2 separate regions of the Homo sapiens genome follow, and region 1 is linked to region 2. A link is an interaction called in ENCODE POLR2A ChIA-PET data of the cell type or tissue named here. Cell type or tissue: B cell. All regions are shown on one strand. Each heading gives the region's core, and the rest is flanking DNA. Links, peaks and the distances in the headings are about the cores only.

Evidence for each region. Peaks named below come from ENCODE experiments on the same cell type or tissue, not always from the same donor. Only the 100,000 strongest peaks of a DNase experiment are listed, where the experiment ranks them.
Region 1: POLR2A ChIA-PET joins it to region 2 with 8 read pairs; 6 of 35 experiments call an interaction of 5 or more read pairs at or near these places.

The regions. Positions count from the first base shown.
Region 1 is chr17:83,083,519-83,093,553 of GRCh38, reverse strand. It overlaps METRNL (meteorin like, glial cell differentiation regulator), which reads right to left. Exons shown (of 4, transcript NM_001004431.3): 2 at 8,231-8,616; 3 at 328-387. Among named protein-coding and RNA genes, the nearest start is that of METRNL, 8.9 kb to the right of the region's middle. RefSeq lists enhancers at 1,789-2,424, 5,046-5,683, 5,684-6,321, 8,254-8,781, 9,681-10,035. In B cell, for the core only: no CTCF peak of the experiment used is centred there; no DNase peak of the experiment used is centred there.
Region 2 is chr17:83,190,344-83,206,229 of GRCh38, reverse strand. The region is part of intron 2 of LOC101929650 (a long non-coding RNA gene); the gene reads right to left. LOC105371948 (a long non-coding RNA gene) reads right to left here and starts at 12,667. Exons shown (of 3, transcript XR_933965.3): 1 at 12,243-12,667; 2 at 11,007-11,104; 3 at 6,244-6,427. RefSeq lists a silencer at 622-781. In B cell, for the core only: no CTCF peak of the experiment used is centred there; DNase peaks (open chromatin) are centred at 4,614, 5,689, 6,189 and 7,445; H3K4me3 peaks cover 1,659 bases; H3K27ac peaks cover 2,339 bases.

The sequences.
Region 1 (10,035 bases), core at 288-4,287, 110 kb after region 2:
CAAAGCACTTCAGCAAGAAGAGCTGCTGGGAGACAGTGGACTTCAAGAGTCCCCTCGAAGAGCAGTGATCTCATTTACAAAATGGGAAAATGTTTGACAGTCACCAAAACAACCCCCAGCTCCCTCCAAGTGTGGGCGGTGGCGTCCCTGTCCCCAGGGCTGGTGGAGGGCCGAGCCCAGGGCTTCCACAGCGTGTGCCCCTCCAGGAGGGTCCACGCAGCACCGGAAGGCTGTCCTGGGCCCTGAAGAGGGACTCCTGGGCCCAAACAGCTCCATGTGGCAGAAACCAGGAGCACAGGAGGTAGAAGCTGCCGAGGAGACACTCACCGAAGTCGCTGGTGCAGACGGCTAGGAGCACCTCGGTGTCACTGCAGGGACGGCACGGCGCTGGAGAAGAAAGGCAGAGTCAGGAAGCAGCCTGGACGGGACAGGCTCTGGAACGCCGCCCACCACCGTCAAAGGATCCTCACACTCAGCAAAGCCAAGTCAGGGAGGGTGTCCACGTCAAGGCACCTTTGTGACCAACGCCACTTCAAATGTGAGTTGGCGGCACGTGCTGGAGGGGCCGGCAGCACGGGAGACAGAAAACACAACCTCGACCACGACGGGGTCTCACCCAGGGGACCCCTCGGCCCCACCTGGACCAAAGGCACCTGCACCTCGGCCATGATGGGCACATGTCCGAGAGCAAGACCCTCAGTCCGGCCATGTCCCAGGGCCTTCGTGGGGAGGGGTCTTTGTGCTCTTTCCCCACTTATCTCCTCAGTGCGGCTGAGCCGGACTCACTGAGAAATCGCTCACGTGCCTGTTGCAAATGCAAAGCCCACTGGGGCTGAACCGAACCCACCAGACAAGAGTCACCCCCAACCCACCTCCACAGCCCACGGCGCCGGGAGCACCCCCACCTCCCAGAGTCGCCCCCAACCCACCTCCACAGCCCACGGCGCCGGGAGCACCCCCACCTCCCAGAGTCGCCCCCAACCCACCTCCACAGCCCACGGCGCCAGGAGCACCCCCACCTCCCAGAGTCGCCCCCAACCCACCTCCACGGCCCACGGCGCCGGGACCACCCTCATTTCCCAGCTTCCTCGAAGGGCAGACACTCCCCACAGCTCTGCTGCCCACTTCCCTGGGTCGCGACGGCAGCGGCACCCAAAAGGAGGATCCCATCCCGCGGGACCCCCCATGTGGCTGGAAGGGCCAGCGAGGCCAAGATTCCAGGAAGGGGATCCCTAAGCAGGCAGCGACGCGTCCACCTGCCACCGGCGTGGGGCCTCACCCAGCAGGGCAGTGAGTTCCAGTCAGGGCCATCGGCCCGGCCCCTTCCCCGGATGCCACCTGGCCGCGGGATGAGGTGCATGCCCCAAATGGCTTTCAAGCCAAGCCCTGCTCACAGAACCCCCTCTGAAGCCCCTGAACCCTGCGGGGCCTGGCCTCCCCCAGAGAATGCGGAAAGCACGGAGGCTTCTCAGAATGAGCTCCCGTACCGGCCAAACCAGGCTTTCCCAACAACCTTCTCCCCTCGGCCCAGCCCTCGCCCTGCCCTTCGCCCCAGTTTCTTAGATGGGCGGGCCACTGTGAAACAGAAACCTCTGCACGCCCCGCATTCCTACACTCGGGACGGACTTGGAAAACATGGTTTTATTATTTGCTCTTATTGCAGGTTTCAAGGCCTCACCTGTTCTGAGCCTCTAGGTTTTGGCCCCAAGTCTCCTAACGCAATAGAAACTTTGAGACGTGAAATCTCAATGGCACTGGTTTCGCCGGTGCCATTTCACGTTCTGAAGGCTCTGAAACGTCCCTGGCCAAGAGCTGGGACGACCTTGACTTGGGGTTCGCCGGCCCTGGAAGAAGCTAACGCCGTCTGCACCCCTGGCCGGCTGCCCTTGCTGGGCTGAAGTGAGCTGAGCTGTCACCTGCCTGATGAGTACAGGCCCGAGCCAGCTGCTGGTGACTGGGGGTCCCAGGGGACAGGGCAGCACACATATCTGGCACCTTGGCCAAGGCGGGGACAGCTGCTCAGAGGCCTTCTGGGGTCAGGAACTTACATGGACCCTCAGGGCCTGCACATGTGGTCAACGGAGACCCTGGAGTCTACGGTGCACTGGGCAAGCGCAGGTCTTTGTGGACCCCGCAGGGTGGAGGTAGGAGGGACCCAGAGACAAGGCCAGCACTTTCCGCCAGGCAGGGGTGAGGGCGCCTCCCAGCCGGGCTCAGTGCCTGACTCACCGGCCCACCCACCTCCTCCTGCATTTGCTTCCATTAAGGTATCAGGAAAAAGAAACTGCACAGCCTGCTGAGCGCCTCGAGGCCCGGTCCAGCCTGGCACTGGGGGCGCCTCGAGGCCGGTCCAGCCTGGCACTGCTGAGCACCTTGAGGCCGGTCCAGCCTGGCACTGGGGGGGCACCTCTGCCATCCCAGCAACCCTCCAGAATGGGAGCTTCTGGCCAAATCCCCTTCCTGCTGATGTGTACAGACTCACACTGCAGCCCCCACCACGGGGGCCTCCTGACCCCCAAGCTGGAAGCCGCCCGGTGCGCTCTCCTATGGGGGCCCCGGGGTGTGGCCCACCCTTGACACTTAGTTCACCTATGTGGACCCCCATCCCACTCGCCGGCTGGGGGTCTGCAGACCATGCTGGGCCTGATGCAGGCACGTGCTGGACAGAGGCCAGCAGCACAGACCACCACTCACGTCCGGAAGCAACAAGGAGGGAGCACTGGGGGATCTCAAATTTCAGGCAGCACTTTTATCCTCCACAGGTGAGACTGCACGCCAGCACCTGCCCCGTACCACAGGGCCAGAGGTCCCAGCCCAGGGCGCCTCATGTGAGTGGAGGTGGCCTCGGCTGAGAGAGAGCTGGTCAACGACAGAAGCGTGGTGACCCCAGTCCACCCGAGGGTCCCCTCACTGAGCAGCACCCTCCGGCTGGGCAGCCATGGCAGCTGGGGCTGGGCCAGGCGGTCCTGCAAAGGCAGGAGGCAGGAGGTGCCGGAAGTCCATCCTCACAGTCAGCAGCACAGTCGGGGGTGTGTGTGGGGCGGGGGTGTGTGTGTGTGGGGCGGGGGTGTGTGTGTGTGTGGGGCGGGGGGTGTGTGTGTGGGGCGGGGGGTGTGTGTGTGTGGGGCGGGGGGTGTGTGTGTGGGGCGGGGGGTGTGTGTGTGGGGGGGTGTGTGTGTGTGTGGCTCCCACCCTGGGGCGGGGGGTGGGGGGTGTGTGTGTGGCTCCCACCCTGGGGCAGGGCGGGGGTGTGTGTGGCTCCCACCCTGGGGCAGGGCGGGGGTGTGTGTGGCTCCCACCCTGGGGCAGGGCGGGGGTGTGTGTGGCTCCCACCCTGGGGCGGGGCGGGGGTGTGTGGCTCCCACCCTGGGGCGGGGCAGGGGTGTGTGGCTCCCACCCTGGGGCGGGGCGGGGGTGTGTGGCTCCCACCCTGGGGCAGGGGAGCCCACAGGCCCAGCCACATGCGTCCCACCCCGGGGCCTGGGCGCGTGAGGGTATGCAAGCCCTAGCACTTCGCCCTCTGTGAGTCACGGCCCCACGACCTCAGCGGACGGCCGAGGGGGAGGATGGAGACGCTGCCCTCACGTGCCCTGGGTACCCCGCCCTGGCTCACCCGGCTGACGGCAGGGGTGTGGGGCCGGGGACGGTCAGTGCCTGCAGCCTCGCCTGCTAGAAGCCTCTGGAGACGACCCAACGACAGCTGAGCTCGTAAGGAGCACCCTGGAGACCTCCCTGTTCTGATTCTGAGCTTTACAAAGCAGAAGTCACCTTCACGGAGAATGCAGGGTGGACGCCGGTGGACGCCGGGAGACAATCGGGAGACAATTATTAACAGGAGCCAGGCTCATAAAGGCTGCGGAACGCGCTGCTCACGGACACATTGCACCTCGTCTCCAGGGCGGTGGGGAGGGTCGGCAAAGGGTTGGAATCCTGGTCCATCCTCCTCGGAGGGGGAGGGCTGGGGTGTGGACATCTCAGGCAGGTCTCTCAGGAGCTAGCATGAACAGGGTGGGAGGGACCGGCAGGGTGGGGTTGGGGACGCTGCTGCGGGGACTTAGATTGCACGGCAGGTGTTAAGTAGAGAGGCAGGACCGGCTGGTTCCGAGGAGAGGCTGAGAATGACAGACACCGACCGGTCCGGCAGGACTGCCCAGGTAAGGACAGCCAGAGGGACTCACACAGTTCCGACGGGAAACCTCTGTGGCCACGATTACTGGGTCTCCCACACAGGTGGTGACGGGGTAGCGGGGGGACACGCTGCTTTTAGAGGAGCCGGTGACGGGGATAAGGTGCTTTCAGAGGAGCCAAGAACAGGGAGCAGTGGGTAGGGGTGGAGGGTGGGCTCCAGTGGGCTCGAGGACCCAAGGCTGAGCTCCCAAGGCTCCCCTCAAGGCCACCATCATCACCGTCGCGCTGCGGCCGCACTCCAGGCTGCAGTCCATTGCTGGGGTGCCCCGGGGGTGTTGGCCCCATAGCCCCTGCCCTTCCCCCTGCCTCCCTTTCTCCCTCCCTCTTCCTGGTGAGGAAGCTGGCGGGGGCCACACCCTTCCTCTCCACAAGCCCAGAGATGGTTAAAATGAAAATTACAGTGGCCGGAGAGAAGGCACCAAGCAGGAAGCCAAAGATGGACGAGAGATGGGACGCCTTGGAAAAATCAGCCCCTCTCCTCTACTTCCAGGAAATAATGAGAATTATCTTCCACACTTTTCCACCCATCCCTCCCACCCATCAAGGACTTCTCCAAACTCTGAGGCTCCTGGAGGGGGCTCATCGGCAGGGGCTCTGCGCCCGCCGAGCTGGTCATTCACCTACGGGCTCAGCCAGGGGCAGGATTTTAAAGGGGGGAGGCGTTGAGGCCCCTGAGACGCTGCAGGACTCCGGCGTCCTGGAGAGCCAGGGACGGCACCACGTGCTCATGATCAGCATCAAGGCAGCATCCCCTCCCCTCCCACTGCCTGTGTCCACGATGCTGCTGCCCGGCCCTGGGCACCTGCTCACTGGGGCCTGCATTGGGGGGCCTTACACAGAGCCTGCACCCCAAACCCCAAGCACAGATGTGGCCAAGCCAGGAGCATCTGACACACAGCCCTGGGAGAAGCTGAAGAACAGACTGGAATCCTGGGACCTGCCTGGACTGTCTCGGGTCTGTGTACCCCAGAACCAGACAGCCCCCACCCACATTCCCCAAGCCACTGAACGGTGCCCGTTTCCCGGATTCCCTGGCCTGCAAACAGCAGCCCCACACGGCCTCAGCCAGGTCTGCTGGGCACAGGTCTGGGCACGGCCGGAAGCTGCACCTGACCACTCTCTGCCACCCCCATCCTGCGGGGTTTCCTCAGCATCCAAGGAAGGCGTCCGTGTCGCCTGCAGAGGCGGCTGGTGCAGGGCTGAGAGGTCCTGCCCGTAGTCAGCCAAATCCCAAGGTCCTGGGGCCGGGTCCCCTCCCGCCTGGCCCCCAGTGTGTACCCCTGGAGGAGCAGCCTGCCCCCGTGTTCCGGCCAACTCTTGGTCATCGGCGTGTCTCAGTTTACTCAAGGAAGCCGATTATGCAGCATGAACGCACCACGATCACACCAACGAAACCCACCGGAGCGGGGGATTTCCTCCTGGCTGGGCAGGGGACGGGGCTCACACACCCTCTCCTGTCCGGGGTTCCAGCCCACGGAGCCTCTGTCCTCCTGAGTCAGCACAAACTGGAACTTCTGACACACAGACGAGCTCGTCCACCTCCCGTGGGTCGTGCTGCCAGGCCAAAGGCTCAGGCTCACCTCAGGCTCGGCGGGGCTGGCGCTGCCCGGCTCAGCCTCCGTCGGCTCTCGCAGCTACAGCAAGTGCAGGAACGGGAGGCAAGGGAAACCGCGGCGCTGGCCGGAGAGTGCTGGGGAGCCGGCCTGGCCCAGGGGATGGCGTCACTGCTGCCAGACGGCCGGCACCGACATTCCACATTATGTACCCATTCCTGCAGCATTAAAGGCTTAGGGGCCCCCGTCCCCTGATGAAAGGCGAATACCCTGGGGAGAGGAGAGGTATCAGCCTCCTCGGATCCCTCCTGCCCCTCCACCCCATCAGGATAGGAGAGGCCTCTCGTGAGGGCCCTGGAGGTGCTCAGCCCAGGGAGGGGCCTGCATCTGTGCCCGTTCCCGTGAGATGCCAGGCGTGGGTCCCAGCTCCGGGGGCCCCCGGTGAACCTCAGAGTCTGGGCCCCTGTCAGTTCCGAGGATCCCTGCATGTCTGCTTCCTCGGATAAGCAACCCACCACCCACAGGGCACTGGAAATCACCTCAGGCTCGGTTTAAGCAGATGCCGCAGGGTCACCAAGTGTAAACAAGGAAACCCAAGCACCTGCCTCACAGGACACAGCAAAGTTCTGGGACCCCAAGCCAGCCTGACGTGTACTGGGGCCACAGACCTGCGCAGGACCCCACAGGCCCAGGAGGCACACGGAGGGTGAGCGAGGACCCACCGCCGAATGCCTGCTCTGGTCCCTTGGGGCTCAAGTCACTCCTCACAAGAGGCCGCTGCCTCCCTGCAACCCCACAGGACCCCAAGGCAGCTCAGCCCCTACCATCCCATGCCTCTCCCAAACCCACCCACCGCCCCAGCCTACACAGGGCCTGTAGGCCTCGGACCCCACCCCCAGAGGCAGGAGAGACAAAGTCTCTGTTCCCAAAGGTGAGGGCACAGGCTCCGTAAGGGTCGCCCCAGCTGACAACTAGAACCATTGAATTTCCCCTGGAAATGTAGAAATCGGGCCTGTGCCAGTGTGGACGTCCAGGTGTGCGTGGCAGGGACGGACTACACCACAGCCTCTCTAAGAATCTCACCCAGAAGCAGAACAAAGCTCAGGCCACAGAGCATGTGACCCGCAGCCCAACGTCTTCAAGACCAATCACCACTTTAATCAGCAGAAAGAATGTTTGCAAGTTCCTAACATCTGGCCCGGCACCTTCTACCTCCGGTTAGAAAGACTGAACTTGGAGCTTGGATTTCTCCAGGTTTCGCCTCATTGTGAGTTTTTCTCCAGGGCCCCCAGAGCAAGGCTGGTACCCCCTCCCCCAGGTCTCCCACCCACCATAACTGTTGGTGACCAAGATAAAGGCCGCCGTGGTTAAAGTTTTATCCAGCGTGCAACCAACCACAGCACAGCTGAGTTTACATCAGCGTCCAGCCCTGCGGGTGCTGAGGCCCAAGGGGCAGTCTGAGCTCATGGGCCAGCTGGGACTCGGGGCAGTCAGGACTCCAGGCAGACGGTCCTACACTCACTCTGTAAATGACCAGTCTACCTGGGAGAGATTTCAGAGAGAGATGAAAAGTAATCTAGGCCAAGAACATAGAACACAAAAATGTGGATTCCCATTCAGGATAGAAGTCTGTACACCCGAGTCCGAGGCCACACAGACCATGGAGGTCACACGGCCCACAGGTGCCTCCCAGGACCTCATGCCTCCTGGTGTCTACCCACAGAATTTTCTAGAGACCAACACAGCCCTCCACGAAGGACCTCTCCCCCAAGCACAGGCGTCCAGAGACGCCACGTGACACCTCCACTCCCTGCCGGCCACACAGGGAAGCTGTCTGTTTATCGTACCCACAAGACCCCTCTGGGACGGGGGTGGCCCCATGTTCTGGGCGTCACAGCTCAGCACCGCTCAGGGCTGAGCCAGCCTCAGCTCCCACCCAAAAATGGACGTTTCAGGGTCTTTAGCCGACACCACAGACACCCAGCCAATTCCCAGGGCAGTTTGAATGGCAAAAGCACCCGTTTCAAAGGTGCTACACGATCCACAAGCATGGGGGCGCGTCCGACCCAGCACTGGCCCGGCCGCCACAGGGGGATGCTCACCATGCTCCCCAGACACACCTCCAGGGAGAGAGGCCCCGCTCGGCCAAGGCCATGCCGCCCGAAACACTAACCCAGATGGGCCAGTCTTTTCAAAGGTGGTTTTAGTTGGAAAGGCTGCATTTCCAAGATGGTTTAGTTTAGACATCCCACACCCCCCTACACCATGTCACACCCCCTAGGAGGGCCCCTCTGCGGGCGCCAGTGTCCCCCAACCCCAGCCACCTGGGGGGCTCTTCAGGCAAAACAGTCATGTCCGAAGCACAGACACAGAAGGGTTTTCACCAAGGCTGAGCAGACGAGGGGACAGGAAGAAATCAGAGACACCTGCCACATCACCAGCCCCGTGATGACGAGGCCCGCCGCCCCCGCCCCAGGCAGGACACTCACCAGACAGCTCGTGCAGGTCCGACGCCCTGTGCCTCCTAACCAGCTCGTACTGGAAGCCTGTGGTCCTCCGGCCGATATCCTGCTGCGGCGTGGCCTCCACGAACAGGCCGCCCTGCTCCAGGCCAAAACACTGCACCCGGCCGGGCCTGCCGTCCCCGTCTGGTACCAGCAGTCTCAGTTCTCCAGTTTTTTCCAAATAAATATTGGCCCCCGAGGAGTCCGTGAAGGACCTGATGCACACGGTCAGGTGCCGGGCAGGCGAGAAGGTGTTGGGCCGCAGGTTAACGATGAGAGCACCTGTTGGGTACATCCACTCCACGGCACCCGCCGCACAGCGCAGATACACCTGCTCCACCTCCTTCCTGTGTGCCTCGTGCGTCAGCCCGCTGCAGAGGAGAGACACTGTCAGCCAGGCCCGGAGCTCCCGTCACACACCCCACCCGCACCCACAGAGAGTCAGTGAGGACGATACCCGCTCCAAATGATGGCGGCTCCTGGACCCACCCGCTGCCGGCCACAGGTGCCACACGGACCCCTGCCCGTGAGGCAGGCCGGCGCCATCTCCGCCCTTCGGCACAAGGGCCCCACCCAGTTCCTTCCAGTGCACCTGCACCAAGAGCCATGGTGGGGCGGGGCCGAGCTCCCGGGAGTGCAGGCGGTGCTTGTCCCCAGGCCCTCCAGACACCCTCCAACACTCAAGAGTCTGCGCCTCTGCTGCCGTAGCGTCAAACACCAATCTCTGCGATGTCCCTGAATCAGGGTGGCTGGAGGTGCTGGGGCAGTGGGATGGAGCCCCAGGGAAGGGATGGATTCCTCCAGAATATCACGGAGTATCACAGGAATGCCAGCAGGCCCTGTGTACCAACCCTGGTTCCAGATGACCACGAGGGCTGGGACGCTAGAGGTAAAGCGAAGGTGGGGCCCCACCACGTGTGAAGGAGGAGCCCTGGGATGCAACCTGCCCAGAGAGCAGCTTTTAAGTTAATCCAGAGTGTTGGCAGTTTGGGGGGAAGGAGGTTGTAGATGAGTTTTGTCTTTTAGCACCTCATTAAGCATAGATGTTTGTACATTTCTCAAAGTAATGACTTGACCGTTTTCTGCAAGCCTGAAGACCCTGCACTGCCGACGGTATTTGTAAATATAAGCTATCATTACAGCAAGACTCACCACAAAAGCGAGGCGAACTTCCTCCACAGGGTGAGTAGTGTGTGAGTAGCAAGCTAAGTTCACCCTCATACATGCTAAACAGAAAAAAATGAAGTGTGCTACACTCTTGGAGAGGCAGGTCCTGAGTAGAAACAGTTATATTTTCAAGAAACTGAAACATCAAAACCCTCACGCTTCTCAACACTTTAACGTAAATGCCAGCTCGTGGCTAACAGCCACGTCATAACCAAGTGGGCCTGGAACTAACCCGGTGACTTCAACTAAGTGTTTTATTACGCAGATCTCAGACAGGTTCACCCACATTCTTAGGATTTTTATGTGAAATAAGCAATGCTGTTTCCAGAGCCCTGGCCTGAGCGAGTCACCAGAAACCCTTTCTGCAGCAGAGAAAATGCATCACATATGGTTTGCATTTACCGCTGGTGACTCACACTCTGGGCCCCCAAACCTCACTCTTCATAGGCTGCAGGCCACATCAGAGGGTGGTGTCGAGGGTGCACCCCTCCTCACCCTCTCCCCACCCCGACAAGGCCCCAGGTCACGAGTGGCCAGGCCTAGCCGGCTGCCAGGATCACACACCCAGAACAGACTCACAAATTACAGCCCATAAAGCTCACACAAGCTCATCTAACACGTGT
Region 2 (15,886 bases), core at 4,535-8,534:
TCTATTTTTATCTATCAACCATCTATCATATATCTACCTACCTACCTCTGCCCTTCTTTCTCTCTACAAATTAGAGGCCACATCCCTGGCCGCTGAAGCCTTGTACCCTGACCCACTGTCTGAACCTGATGGAGTCTAAATGCAGTGAGCGGGTGCCAGCCTTCCCTGGAGCTCTGCAGAGGCAAGGAGGGGGTGGATGGAAAGACGGGAGTCCCTCCCCTTAGGTGAGGGGGGGAACTAGGGCCCGGGGAGATGCCCAGGCCTGGCGGCTGGCGTACGTGGGTTCTCTGTGGCCAGCAGGCGGCGCTGCAGGAGGGGAGATGCCCAGGCCTGGCGGCCGGCGCACGCGGGTTCTCTGTGGCCAGCAGGCGGCGCTGCAGGAGAGGAGATGCCCAGGCCTGGCGGCCGGCACACGTGGGTTCTCTGTGGCCAGCAGGCGGCGCTGCAGGAGGGGAGATGCCCAGGCCTGGCGGCCGGCGCACGTGGGTTCTCTGTGGCCAGCAGGCGGCGCTGCAGGAGAGGAGATGCCCAGGCCTGGCGGCCGGCACACGTGGGTTCTCTGTGGCCAGCAGGCGGCGCTGCAGGAGAGGAGATGCCCAGGCCTGGCGGCCGGCGCACGTGGGTTCTCTGTGGCCAGCAGGCGGCGCTGCAGGAGAGGAGATGCCCAGGCCTGGCGGCCGGCACACGCGGGTTCTCTGTGGCCAGCAGGCGGCGCTGCAGGAGCGCTCAGAAGCAGGGGCCTGGGCCTGCTCCGGGGGAATCCGCCCACCCCACCGCGGCGGCCTCTCCTGAGGTTCCCTAGTGGCCGCGAAGGGTGGGCTCAGGGTGAGGGGTCAGGCCACATCAGTGGGTGCAGGGATGGCTGCGGCCACGGGAGGGCGTCCAGGGAGGAGGCCGGAGCTCAGGCCCACTCTGCACACCCAGCCCGCCACCTCCCCCGGCTCTCTCTTCCTTCGTGCACATTCTGGGGCTTGTGCTTCTGCTGTGGTCCCATTTAGCCAACCTGGCCAGCCTCTCATGCCTGCTTCATGGGTGAGACGTGGAGGCCAGGTCAGCCACAGACCCCGGGGCACACGCCGCAGCCAGCACAGCAGGTGGGCGTCTGCGGCCGGGGCCAGCGCAGGGCCCACTGGGCCTCGGAGGGGCCTCCCTGCCGACTCTGCCCCCGTCCTGTGGCCGTAAGTCCACCCAGAGCGCTCGATCTTCCGTCCACCAGGCCAGGGATGCGCGCAGAGTAAGGATGTGTGTGTCTACGCATGTGGGGGTGTGGGTGTGACGGGGTGTGTTCTGTGTGAGAACATGTGTGTAGTGTCCACATGTCCTCTGTGCGTGAGTCCCTGTGTGTGATGTTGTGTTCTGGGTGTGAGTTCATGGGTGTGACGGGGCGTGCTGTGTGAGAACATGTGTGTAGTGTCCACATGTCCTCTGTGCGTGAGTCCCTGTGTGTGATGTTGTGTTCTCGGTGTGAGTTCATGGGTGTGACGGGGCGTGTGCTGTGTGAGAACATGTGTGTAGTGTCCACATGTCCTCTGTGCGTGAGTCCCTGTGTGTGATGTTGTGTTCTCGGTGTGAGTTCATGGGTGTGACGGGGCGTGTGCTGTGTGAGAACATGTGTGTAGTGTCCACATGCCCTCTGTGCGTGAGTCCCTGTGTGTGATGCCTGTGTTCTCGGTGTGAGTTCATGTATGTGTGTGTGAGTTTATGCTCTTGTGTGTCAGCACATGGGTATGATGTGGGTATGTTCTCTCTGTGGGTGAAAACGTGTGTGATGTGGTTCTTTGTGAATCTCTGTGTGTGACGTGGTGTGTTCTCTGTGTGAGTCTGTGTGTCTGGTGAGTGTGTCTGGGTGTGTCTGGGTATGTGCGTGCTGTGTGTCTGTAGTATGTGTTCCTGTGTCTCTCTAAGCTGGTAGCTTCATCTCTTCCATGTTCTCTGACATTCAGAGGAATTTTCTCACAAATGTGTCCACAACATGGCTGTGTGCCATTTCTCCTGCTTTGGGGAGCACCAGTGTCTGCAGAGAGAAACGTCCCTGCTCCTGCCCCTGCATTCACGGCATGACCCTGTTTGCCCAGCTTCCCCCCATACACAGCCCCGGACACACCCTCCTGGGGGAATGTGGTGGGCTCCGCACTGACCGCAGGATCTGCCTCTCACCAGGGATTCATATCCACACGAAAGGGCCAGAGCAACAGCTGGCACATCCCCTTCCTTCCTCCACCGTTCCCACTTATTCTTCAACCAGCCCTAACCAGGCAGGGAGCCCAGGTCCCACGGAAAATCTCTATGAGAAAGTAAGACAGAGGGCAGACCTCCGCCGTGGTCCCTGGAGAACCAGTCGGCGCTGACACCAGGAGCAGGAACTTACTCTTTCCCAGAGGCAGGCAGGGACGGTCATCCTTGCCCAGAGGCCTCGCCTAGAGTGGGGTCCCAGCCCTGCAAGGGACCCCTAGGAAGGGAAAAGGAGCCACTTGTACATCCTTGCTTCCTACGGAGCCCTCACATGGAGCACATGGCCACTTCGGTCTGGGTCTCTCCGTGCTGCTCACTGTGCTGGTGGGGTGTGCTGCGGAGGTCTCTGGGGAGGTCCCAGGAGCGAGAATGGACCAGGCCCAGGGTAGAGGTGCAAGAGGGTCCTGCCCTTGGCTCCCTCCCCCGGCACAGGCCAGTCAAGGTGGAGAGGAGGCCCCAGCTTGTCCAGCTGGCAGAGGCTAGCCAGGGGGACTGACATGGTGTCACTCTAACCCTCATTTTTCTCAGCCCTTCCATTCCTTATGACTTCTTGCTAGGAGAACCCTGACACCATCCCTGCTGACACTGGAGATATTCCAGAGAGGCCGATCGTCATTGAAAGGGAATGCTCCGTGAACCCTCTGAGCCCTCTTTGACTTCAGAAGCAATAGTATCACAGCTCACAAATTCAGTAGAAAGTCCGAGTTGCATCAGTTTGGAAGTCATGCGGTCAGGCTTCCTGTACCCAGAGGGTGATTCAGCCGCAGAAAGCTCTGGGCTGCACCCCACCCACCCCTGGCCTTCAGGGCCCAGCCACATTGAGGCTGCAGGCGAGCCTGGCCCCCATGCCTGAGAGCCAGATTCCATTCCCTGGCAGCCTCACCTTGGATCGGACAGGGAGGGATCCTAGGACACCAGCCTCGTCTATCCTCCCTGGGACACCCTAGAACCTCACAGCCTGTGGGAAACACCAGGGCATGGAGGGTCAAGCCTACAAAATCCCCCAGTAGGTGATTAGGATAAGGTGAGCACTGGCCCTAGCTGACTCAGGCCAGCCCCCCAAGCAGCCAGACCACGTGAGAAGTGATGGCCACACAATGCTCTGGGTGTCTCAAGGAAAGTCCAAGAGCAGTGGCACTCCGGGCTGCATCCTTGGAGTAAGCACAGAGCAAGACCCCAGCATGCTTTGCAGACCCCGCCTTATGAGCCCTGCACCCCACTGCTCCGGGAGGGGTCAGCACCCCCATGCCAGGGCTGGTTTTCGGGGTGGGTGCCTGGACAATCTGAAGGACCTTTCGGCCACAAGGTGTTGAGAACTCTGCAGAGGATGCTGGGGATTAGCACAACAAGCTCTGCTCCTTCAGGCTGTGCGAGGCCTCATGAAAGCTCCTAAAAATCAGAGGAAGGGCCATGGCAGAGCCTGGGACAAGTGGGCAGCTCACAGAGGGGACTGGGTGCTTGCCATTAGCCCAGACTTCTCCCACTGCTCCTGCCTCAACTGCTACTGCCCGGAGTCTAAGCCCACTTTGTTGACAAGTACCCATTCTATAGAGAGCCTCGCCTAACTCCAGGTAGAGGCAGAAAAGTGTGTGTAGATCAAATGGCCCAGCTGGCAGCAGAGCCAAAAGTCATGCTTACTTGCTGGCCAGCCTTGCACAAGGCACCAAGGGTCACCTCTGCAGGCTTCAGATCCTGCCCTCTGTGAACAGTCAAAAAGAAGGTGTCAGAAGGAGCTAGAGGATGCAAGGGTGGCCAAGGGGCACAGAGGAGGGTCAGGTTACACTGGGAGGGAAGAGAGGCAGCCTTTGCATTCTCTAGGAGAAGCAGGGCGGGAGACTTTGGAGCCCAGCTCCCTGATGGGACATATGGGAACCTGCGGGGACAGGAGAGTGTCTTTGATAGGCGAGCCCAGTGCCTCTTACCTTCAGGAGGGCGCCTGAGCTGTGAAGTCTGCCCCTGTTGCTCAGAGATAGTTCCCTCCAGCAGGAAAACCTCTTTGAGGTGAGTTACGGCTTCTGGAGGCACAAGGATGGGCCGAGGTCACCAGGCCTTGCCTGTCCACCTTACCTACCCTGAAGTGCATGACCTTTCTTAGGGACAGAGCCTCTCTAGTTAATCTTAGAGCCTGGCCAGGAGCCCAGGATGGGGCAGCATGGGGCACAACACTTACTAGATGGTCAGGCGAGGGGAGCAACTGGGACCCTCCCCTCCAGTTCGAGCCATGTGTGTCATGTATGTGCATGTACATGTGTGTATGTAATGTGAAGTCAGATGTGTGTATGTGTGCATATGCAAGGACATGCTAATGTGTGTGTGCATGTACACGTGTGAATCTGTGCAAGCACATACAAGTGTGCATGGGCGTGGACATGTATGTGCATGCATGTGGAAGTAAGTGTACAGGTACAGTCTGAATCTGTGTGTGCACACACAAGTGTGCATGGGTGTGGGCATGTGTGTATGTGCATGCATGTGGAAGTGTGGAAGTGTACAGGTACAGTCTGAATCTGTGTGCACACATAAGTGTGCATGGGTGTGGGCATGTGTGTATGTGCATGCATGTGGACGTGTGTGAGTTGCCCTAGCACATGTTTGTACATATGCTTGTGTGCACCCATGCTAGGCTGCTCTCCCTCCTGGTTCTCTTTCAGGACAGGCCAAGTGAACCAGGGCGAGCTCTTCTCTCCCTCTGACGGCCCCTCCACAGGAGAGGGACCTGGGACCAAGGTTCCTTCAGCCATCAGACCCTAAGTCTCAGGGCACAGGGTCAGAAAGCTTCTAAGGACCCATGAAAATATAGAAACTGGGTGAAATTAACTCTTATTGGCCCGACATATGAAAAGAAAATTGCTTTTGAGCTTCCAGGAGATCTTCTCAGGTTTTGTTTTGGGGATTTCCTGGGAAGGGCATGTTTCCAAACAAGACTCTTGCCGTCTGCTCCCCCGGAGCTCCCCAACCAGCCAGGAGAGGCCACTGGCAGGGAAGAAGGTCCAGCCCAGCACAGACTCCCCAGGGAGGGCCCCAGCCCAGTGGAAGGACCATGGAAACCATGTCAGTCTCCCTCAGCGGCTGCCCTGGGTTGACATGTCCCCTTAGGGATCTCAGGCTCTCAACCCTCTAGTCAATTCTGAGCTGAGTTTTTCTGGAGCTTTATATTCAACTCTGACTTTGCTTCCCTTCACCTCTACTCCCCACCCTAGAAATAGAAACCTGAGGTCAGGAAGTGCTGAGGGTCCTTGGGTTTGGTGTCGGGGAAGACACCGTGCTGACTCGAACCCACTAGGCCTGGAGCCCAAAAGTCCCTTCTCTGTGACCTGCGACAAGCCTCTACAGCCACGTCTCCTTCCCTGTGGTAACCGAGTGACACCAATTGGCTCCCAGCCACCGCTGGGCCTCAGGCAGTTGCAGTGGCTTCGGCACTGGCTTTGCTGAGCCAGTGACAGCGACGGCACCTCCTGGATGTGAAATGTGCCAACACCCTGGCCTCGGGGACCGTACGGCGTGGTGTGAAATTTCTGTTTTAACGCTCCATGACCACATAGGTCTTGGCTTTTTATGAGTAAAGCAGAGACCGTGTTGTACCCAAGCTCTCTGGGTGGCACCCACAGCTTCCTCAGCGGGGTAACGGTGACGGGTGGACAACTGGCCCACAGGCAAACTGCACGTCCCCCACGGCGAGCATCTCTGAGCTGCACTGACCAGTTCAGGCCCATGCGTCACCGGCATTTTTCTGAGCCAGCTCCTCTGGTTCATGAGAAGGTCTGAATTCAAGAAATGAACGCCCAGCAATTAGCAATGTCCACAGAATCAAAGGAGCATGGTTTTAGTTGTCCTCCCAGGCAGCTTTGCCAGTCCGGGTATGAGGTAAAGCCAGAGGGACCCTGCCTCACCCACGCGCCCCAAGAGGGGTCCAAGGACCACCGACTGTCCCCACTTCCCTGGAACTGAGGATGAGGCTGATTCATGTGTTTCCTGTGACGGCCACGACATCATCATATCCGCTCGGAGAACTATTTTTAACTGATTTATGTATTTCTTGTATGAGGAAGACACCAACTTCTCCTTTAGTCAGTTTTACAGGAAAGTACTGCAGCTGTGCTCAGCTCAGCAATATTAATCGCCACAGAGCACCCTCCGAAGTCTTGCAAAAATTAATAAAGTTGGAAATATGAGTCAGGTTTGGATGCCACTCATTCTGAAAAAGAAGAAACTCAATAATAGTTACCTTCTCCTGTAGAATCAACGAGCCCAGTTTGCGAAAGAGCACCCTGTGTCTTTAAATTTCCGTGGCGTGCCCACAGAGGAAGGTGTTCCGACCTCTGCTGCCGCTGCAGCTCCGGGGCACTGACCACACAGAGCTGGTTTCTGCACTTGCATCGCTTGCCCGAGAGCTAGTCACCGCGGGCGTGGGCGAGGCTGCCAGGGGCCACCTGCCTGCCAGAGCCAGGGTGCCTATCTTTAAGGCCAGGGGCTCCTGAGGACACAGACACTTCCCTCCTCTTTCAGACAAGGACAAGCTCAGGGACATGGGTGGTTTGGGCTCAGGCTGACCGGGAAAGACACGTAGAAAGTTTGGTGTGCGCTCTGGGTTGTGGGGGCCCGGCGGGAGGGTGGGCTTCAGGATCCCGTCCCAGGACGCGTTCATTCAGCGGCACTCACACCCCCAGCACCTGCTCCCGGCGGGTGCCGAGGCTTCTTTCACTCTTCTTAGCATCTCCCCATCACTCACTTGACTCCAACCAACAGCCACTTATGTACCAGCTACGCGCCAGGTTGCTGAACAGCTCTGAGCAATTAAAGGGCAGCCAGGAGCAGCTGGGAGAGGAGGGGCTGGAGGAGGAAGAGGGGTCCAGGACCCAGGGGCTCACGGGGCATCCCGAAGTCTTTGTGGAGACCTAGGGTTGGGGCTGCAGCAGGGGGTCGGGGGGCAGCCAGAGATCCCGGTAGACCCGGGAGGGGCCTGATCAAGGAGAAGGAGGGGCCACAGAGCCAGGGTCAGGACAGACTGTGAGGGGGCCTCTTGTTGGGACAGCGTCCCCTCGGAGCAAGAGCCCGGGGCGTGTGGCCGCCTCACTGTGACCTCCGGCCGTGCAGGCCTCTGGGGAGGGTGGAGATGTTTTCCCCTTCTCAGAGCACGCAGGTGTTACCTGCCCACAGAGTAGGAAGTGGGGTGCTGTCACCTGCACCGCACAGGTGAGGAAGCTGAAAACCCAAGACCCAAGCCATTTGGTCTCACTCTGGCTGAATCACCTGGAGGCTTTGGGAAACAGATTTTCTTCCCCCTTCCAGCCTTACCGCCACCCTCCTCTCTTCTAGAAGAGGCAAGAAGAAGCGGGGGTGGGGGTGCAGGCCGAATTGCCTGGAGGTTAGGGGGACCCTCAGCACCTGAGTCAGGGCTCTGTGAGACCCCCTGGTTCTTCGCTCACTGTGGGCTGAGACGCAAGCTGAGTCGTCCACAGGAAGATACCCTCTTACTCTGAACAACCACTCTTTCAAAGAGGACACTGAGGCTCAGAGAGGCTCCCCAAAGCAATGGCCAGCCACCATGGGCAGGACGTGGACTCCGGCCCAGGAAGCCTGGCTCCAGAATCATGCTCCAGGCCTCTAAGCTGTAATTTGTGTCCTCCAGGGCTCACAATATCTAAGATTTAATGTGGAAAAATGGTGCTATTCTGTCTCACCCCATGCCCCAAAATGAACTTAAAGGCAAAAAAAAAAAAAAAAAAAAAGAATAATTATAAAGTTTGGAAGAAAATACAAGAGCATTTTGGTATAAAAATGCAAAATCCAAAGCCTTAAAGGAAACCATTTGACTACTTAAAATTTAAAAACTTTTATGTGATGAAAAGAACAACCTTAAAAAGGTAAAATAATAAGCAGCAGACTGGGAACGAATATCTGCAATGTAAACACAAAGTACTGATATTCATCATATATAAAGAACTCCCACAAATCAACAAGAAAAAAGCAAATGACTAGCTAGAAAAGTGGTAAAGGGTAAAAACAGAAACATAGTCAAATAAACTAATGAATATCACAAAATATCCAACCTCCCTATTAATCATAGAAATAAGAAATTGAAAAATATTTTATGACTAAATCTAGTGTTGCTCCAGTGAGGAAGGGATCCACTGACATGCCGTATGCAGGGGTGTGAATGGGAACAGGCTTTTGAGAGGTGATTTGGAGTCTCTATCACAAGTTTAAATGCACCTGCCCTGAGACGCCCATCCCTGGGAAGAGATGTCCGTGCAGATGTCTAAGGCACACGTCTGGAAACGGTGAAGACCTGAGAAGAACAATCCTTAAGGGTCCCAGCCCCTGAGTGTTCACCTTCCAGGGAAACCAGTCCTCATGGAGAACTCAGAGCCCTGGTGGGGTGGTTGCTGTGGTCTAGGGCCTTTGTCAAGGTTCATCCCAGGCTGGGCTTTTGGAGGGCAGGGAGGCCGCTAGTATCTGGGTGGCTGCCTGAGCCTGCAGATCCCACACCCAGCTGCCCCGAGGAGCTACTGTCCACCTGGTGGAGACTCAGGCTGGGCCCAACTCAGAACTAGGAGCAAGGGAGTGAAGCAGGGATGGGGTCCTGCAGAGGGGCGGTAGGGTCTGGCCCTCCTGGTCTGGGGGCCTCCCCGGGCGGGACAGTCCCTGTGTCCCACCCCAACCGCCTGCTGCTTTTTCTGGACCACCCCCCACCCCGTCCCCCGTTCCCCTCCAGGCTGGGCTTCCCACTGTCTTCCCACTGACTCAGCATCCGTCCTTCCCGTGGGGGCAGCAGCATCACTGCCTTCTCACGTGGAATCCCAGGGAGCTGCAGCCTCCACCCTGCCTTCTGGAGAGTTCTGTCTCTAATTTTATACGCCCTATCAGCCTGTTATTCGATCCAGATGCCTGTGAAATTTGCAGCGGGATCGTTCTGTGACGGGCGGTGGGCAGCCCAGGCAGGGCTGCCGTTTCGTGCATCAGCCCAGAGGTCTGAGAAGGGTGTGGCTCCTTCCCTGGGAAACAACATGGGACTAGTTCCAGAGCCAACACCCATCACTTTGCAACCCCCTGGGTAAGTGTGCGTGGGGGGGGGGGGGTGCTGAGCTGCAGCGGGGGGCAGAGGGCTCAGGCTGGACCACCCCTGCACCTTCCACAGTGAGGCCATCCCCTCCTGAGCCTCTGGCTCCTGGCCTATCCTCGCTCCCTCACCCAAGCCCCATGAGGATTCAGTAGCTTGAGAAGGACCCTCTGCTCACCAGAGGTCACAGTGACTGTGAGAACACCCTCCTGTCCTCTTCCCCCCATTCCTTCCTGGACCTTGGGACACTTCTGGGAGGCAGCGCCCTCTCCCAACAGAGTCTTCTCCACAGGGCAGCCACGGGGACTTTGAGGATACCAGGTCCTCACCCAGGCCCCCGTCTCAGAGTCAAAGCCGTAACTCCCATAGCACAGTGGCCTTCGAGATGCCCTCTTGTCACCCGCCAAGGGGTGCCGGCACTGAGTGCGAGGATTTGACTTCCCACAAGAGGAAAGCAGGTTCTTTCCCAGGGGCCATGCCAGGCCCCAGCACCTCTGCTGACCTGGCTCAGTGCGTCGGGGAAAAGGGGTGCCCAGCCTCCTCTGTGTCTCCAAGTCAGGGGCATCCCAAGGCACCTCACTTGGGTGCTCTCAGAAAAGACAGCCCTGAATCTCAGAGCCACCAAAGGCAGGCAGGATTCGAGCCTGGCCTCAAGCATGACTCTGGAACGTAAAGAGGAAAAGACGATTTAGGTTAACGTGGGACACAGCCGGTTTCCCGCCCAAACCAAGGTCCAGGGGGACTTCTCATCCCCAGCAGGGGGTGTGTCTACAAAGAACAACCACAAACTGGGGTCATTTCCAAAAGAAACACTCCCGGCTTCCTCCAGGGGCAGAGACCGAGGGGTCTGGGGGAGGAGGCTGGGGTGGGCAGAGGCCCGAGGTAGGGAGGTCCAGGGGCACATCCCAGGTCTGGCAGCATGGGCCGGGCCCTGCTGGGAGGGGGCTGAGGACCCCAGAGCCTAGGCCTGTCCTAAGCCTGTCCTTAGCCGGAGAGCCTCGGCCCTGTGCTGGCAGCAGGGTCTTCACTCCTTGCCAGCTCCACATAGGCAGTCAGGCTCAGGCCAGCCCCCAGCCAACAGCGGCTCCCAACACGCCCTGCCCTGTGGGAGATGCCAAGCTGGCATCCCTCTCGGGCCAGGCCAGGCCTCCTGGTGGTGTGGCCAGCGCTGGCACACAGTCCTGAATTCCTTCAAAGAACAACAAACTGAAAATCCAGCTGAGTTCAAATTTGCCCAAATTCCCACTTGAAGTTTCCCTGTCCCAGAGGGTGGTACCCGCCCCACCCCGGTGGGATGTGGTGAAGGCAGTGGCTCCTCCCGGCCATGAGGCATAAACAAATACCGCCTGGGCCACAGGGGCTTGGCCGGAGCCCTTGACTCAGCCCCACCCAGGCCCCCTCCTGCACCTCGACCGGCTCCTGGGGCTCCATGACCCACAAGCCAGCAAGTTTCTCAGCTGCCCTGACACAGCCTAAGACGGGTCTCAAGTCCCTGTCGTGCCCGTCCCAGGAAACCGGTCTTCACCTAGTCAGTCCCAGAGACCTTGCTCCTCACGCCCAAGGTGAGCAGCCCCGTGTGATTCTCAATCTTTCAGGGTTGACCCTGACCTAACCCACATCTCCACCTCAAGTCTCCCACTCCAGTCTGAGAAACCCTCCCCGCTCCAGCCCCTAAGCCCAGCCCAGCCCAGCCCCGCAGGGCCTCCTGACTCACCCAGATCTGTCCCCACAAGAGGCCTCCTCACTCCTCAGTGGGAGACTCCGTGGCGTGCAGGCTCCAGGGGCTCTGTGGTCCCGGAAGCGAAGGTGGGGCTGGAGGAGGAAGCGAAGCGGATGTCACCTTCCTTGAGGGATTCTGGAGCCGCTTCAGTGGACATCTTTGCCCTCTGACCTGAGCCTCTGATTGGGTCATGGGTGGCCAGCAGCACAGCTGAGCCTGTGTCCTGTGCAGCCCCAGCCCCTCCAGCGGGATCACTGGCCCGTTGGGGATGACAGAGAGACACTCCCCGTCCTCTGGAGCAGGGGTCCCCAGGCTGTGGTCTGTTAGGAACCGGCCGCGCGGCAGGAGGTGAGCGGTGGACCGGCCTGACCCTGAGCTCCGCCTCCTCTCGGATCAGCGGCGGCATTCACTTCTCACAGGAGCGTGACCCCTATTGTGAACTGCACGCAAGGGATCTAGGTTGTCCGCTCCTTATGAGAATCTAATGCCTGATGATCTGAGAGGGAAACCATCCCTTCTTCTCTCCAACACCCACAGAATAAGTGTCTTCCACAAAACCTGTCCCTGGTGTCAAAAGGGTTGGGGACCACTGCTCTGGTGGGAAGGTGCCAGGCCCCTCAGCCCCTTCCAGGAGACTGAGAAAGGGTTCAGGAAACCTGGGGGGCCGGCTGGTTCACCACCCTCCCCCCACCCTTGGCTCACCCAAGTCAGGGGCTCCACCCCAGCAGGCAGAGCTGACAACTCACAGGGGTGTCTGGGGAGGGCAATGTCCACTGCCATCTGCCAGGTCACGGGGGGATGCTGGAGGTCTGCTCTACCTCAGTTCCCCTGGCGTGGGTGCCTGGGGCTTCAGATTCACCCTTGTGTGGAGGTGGGGAGGCAGGATTGGGGAGGACCCTGAGTCTCCCAGGCAGGCAGCCTGGCACCGGGTGGGGGACTGTGATCCAGCAAACCTGCTCATTCTTGTGGGCGGCTAACGGCTTTTATTTCAGGACACCCACATGTGTTAAAACAGGAAATAAAGTATACGAGAAACAGCACCCCCACACACTCCCGGGTAAGGAGGCTTTTCCTCAGTCCTCCACTCACACCCACACAGCCCCAGGAGGGACCCCTAGGCACAGCCCACACCTCCACATCCCATCCAACCCCCACGTTCCTGGGCTGCTCTTTCTCTGAAGCATTTTAACACACAGGCGTGAGTGCACATACACACACACGTTTACCAACCATGCTTGGTCCCTGTAGCGTCTCCTTCCACCTGGGGCAGGTGACATAAGGGGTCAGGTGCCCGCTGACTCAGGACTTGTGGTTCCTGGAACTCTCAAACTGTGGCTGCATGAGTCCCACCCTGAGGGCTGATGGGGTGGACCCACAGAGTGCTGGACCTGCCCCAAACCTCAGAGCATGTCGGGCTGAATGTCCAGACACCGAGGAGCTTCGGGCAAGGTCAGGGGCCAGGCATCGTGACAGTGTCCCCAGGCAGCTGACCAGGAGAGGACAAGGCAGCTGAGAGGGCCAGGGGAGGGGGTGTGGGAATGCAGGGCTAGTGTCAGCAGGCCCAGCTGGGTGTGTGTCTCCTGGGAATCTGCTACAGGGGCCCTAGCACTGCGCTGTGCTCCCCGGGGGACCCCCACCCACCCAGGCCAGGGCCAGGGTGGTGGCTCCGTGTAGTGGCCAGTGCTGTTCAGGGTCTGGGGGCTGGTACAGGGGAGGAGCTGGGACAGGGGAGGGGCTTTGTACAGGGGAGGAGCTGGTACAGGGGAGGGGCTGGCACAGGGGAGGAGCTGGTACAGGGGAGGAGCTGGTACAGGGGAGGAGCTGGGACAGGGGAGGGGCTTTGCACAGGGGAGGGGCTGGTACAGGGGAGGGGCTGGCACAGGGGAGGAGCTGGTACAGGGGAGGAGCTGGGACAGGGGAGGGGCTTTGCACAGGGGAGGAGCTGGTACAGGGGAGGAGCTGGGACAGGGGAGGGGCTTTGCACAGGGGAGGAGCTGGTACAGGGGAGGGGCTGGTACAGGGGAGGAGCTGGTACTGGGGAGGGGCTTGGTACAGGGGAGGGGCTGGTACGGGGAGGGGCTTTGCACAGGGGAGGAGCTGGTACAGGGGAGGGGCTGGTACAGGGGAGGGGCTGGTACAGGGGAGGAGCTGGTACAGGGGAGGAGCTGGTACAGGGGAGGAGCTGGTACAGGGGAGGGGCTTTGCACAGGGGAGGAGGTGGTACAGGGGAGGGGCTGGTACAGGGGAGGGGCTGGTACAGGGGAGGAGCTGGTACAGGGGAGGAGCTGGTACAGGGGAGGGGCTTGGTACAGGGGAGGGGCTGGTACAGGGGAGGGGCTGGTACAGGGGAGGAGCTGGTACAGGGGAGGGGCCGGCACAGGGGAGGAGCTGGCACAGGGGAGGGGCTGGTACAGGGGAGGAGCTGGTACAGGGGAGGGGCTTGGTACAGGGGAGGGGCTGGCACAGGGGAGGAGCTGGTACAGGGGAGGGGCTGGCACAGGGGAGGGTCAGTTCTGAGTGATTCTGACCAGGACTTGCGTGTGGAGGGTTTGACCCCCCCAGGTTAGGACCCCAAGTTTTGCCCACGGGTCCCCCACCCCATATGCACATGGGCTGAGGTCGGAGGGCTGCCTGCCCAACGGCCTGCAATGGCTAGTGGGGTCTGTTCCACTCTTGAGCCAAGTGCTGAGGATCTGCCTAGTGGGAGAGCCTGGTGGGGAACATCCTGTCTCTGGTAAATCCACTCGGGGCTGGGTGTGACTGTATAATCGAGGTTGGTCATGAATGTTTGGAGGTTTATGTCACTGTGCTCCGTGGTTGGTCACGAATGTTCGGAGGGTTATGTCACTGTGGCTCCGTGGAACTGGCACCAAGCTCATCTCGCCTCCTCTTCTGTTGAAGAAATGATGCCCCTTTCTGGGGTCACGTTCTTAGAGTGGGCAGGGGTGGCTGCCCCTCTGACCAAAGCTCCCGTAAGCCTGGAACCTGTCCCAGAGGAGGCCTGGTCTCTCCCTGGTGCTGCAAAGTGCCAGTGTGGGGCAGGCTGGGGTCCCCCTGGCCCTGGGGGAGAGGGGGCTCCTTCTTGGCCTGGGTCCCTTGGGGTCAGAAGAGGTGGCCCCTGCCTCTACTGAGGGACTCCCCATCAGTACCCCCTAACCTGGTCAGAGGGAGCGTACTTAGGTCTCCTGTTCCACTTTCCAATTTGAACACCTATAAACCCTTTGGCCTCAGCCTCTTTCCACCAAGAGCCAGCAACAGCTGTCCTCAGGGCCTGCCTTTGGTCAGGCCACCCTGAACAAACTTCACTCAGCCACTAATGGCCTGCCGTGGCTGTGGGATTCCGCTCCTGGCCAGGACCTTGGACGGAAGCCACTGCCAACCACCCAGGTCACACTCACCACCCACCTGGCCACGCAGGATTGCCCCCTCCTCTCAGAGCCCTCGGGGCAGCCCCAGCCGGGCGTCTAGCATTTGATGATGTCCCTGACCCCATGTCCCCACCAAGCCTCCCTCTGAGGGTCCCTAAGAGAAAGCATGCTTTACGGAGACCTTGTCAAGGAGGGCTGGAGTCAGGAGGAAAGGCCTTCCCCTCAAACCAGAAACTCACCCTAGAGCCTGAAGGGCCTTAAAAACAAACAAGAAAAATGACTTTAGTTTTGCTTTGCGTTCCACAAAGAGGCAGTTATGGCACCAGAAAAGTGAAGATGTCTCTCTCCCAGAATTAAGGTTGACTCTGAAGTTTATTACATCCTAAAGGTGTCACTAAAGCCACATGGCCATTTTGCAATCCATCCAAATGATCCCCTCACCCACGGGTACCTTCAGAAGGTCCTCACACCAGGTGCCACCGTGTGGGTCTGTGGCCTCCACACCCTCTTCCCTCACACCAGATGCCACCGTGTGGGTCTGTGGCCTCCACACCCTCTTCCCCTCACACCAGGTGCCACCGTGTGGGTCTGTGGCCTCCACACCCTCTTCCCCTCACACCAGGTACCACCGTGTGGGTCTGTGGCCCCCACACCCTCTTTCCCTCACACCAGGTACCACCGTGTGGGTCTGTGGCCTCCACACCCTCTTCCCCTCACACCAGGTGCCACTGTGTCAGTCTATGGCCTGCAAACCAAGGCCCTCACAAACCAAGGGACCCACGTGGAGAGGGTCACTGTGCACGTGATATGGCCCCTCTTTGGAAGGGCTGTAGTCACCGTGAGGGGCTAAGGTTTGCTCTTGGGGCTCTGATTTTTATTTAACTGTGCACTGGGCACCGTTTTAGGGCTTAAGACACTTCCACAAGAAACAGGCTCCTGCCCTGAAGGGCGCCTCCGGTTGGGGGGCCGACGGCGATGCCATCTGCTGTAAAGAACCCTTTATGGTGGGGCGTGGGTGACGAGGCTGAGCCCAGCACTGGATGGGAGCAGCTGAGCCAGGAAGTGGCACTCAGCAGGAACTGGGGGGCTTGGTGGGAAGGGGACAGGCAGGAGGCCAGGAAAGAGCATTCCAGGTTCGAAGCCCTAGTGAGGGTGGAGCCCACCGGGAGAGGAGCAGCACGGAGGCGGTGTCAGGGGAGGCTGGTGGGAGGGAGGCACAGGGTCCAGAAGGTCCCTTGCGACCAGAAGGGGCACCCCCAAACTCCTGAGATCCATGTGTCCACCATCCCAAGGGAAACAGGCCTCCAAGCTGGCCTCAGCTTGATTGAAAAAACAAAGCAAATGAAATAAAACAAAACACTACGTGTCTCGCCCACTGGAGAGATGGAATGAGACTCATGGTGGGTGGAAGAGTTTGCTTTCAGTTGTGCTTTGGGAAGTCAGGAGAGAAAGGAGACAGCCCCACCCCAGAGGCTCATGGAAGGCCAGGTGGACAGAAGGACAAAG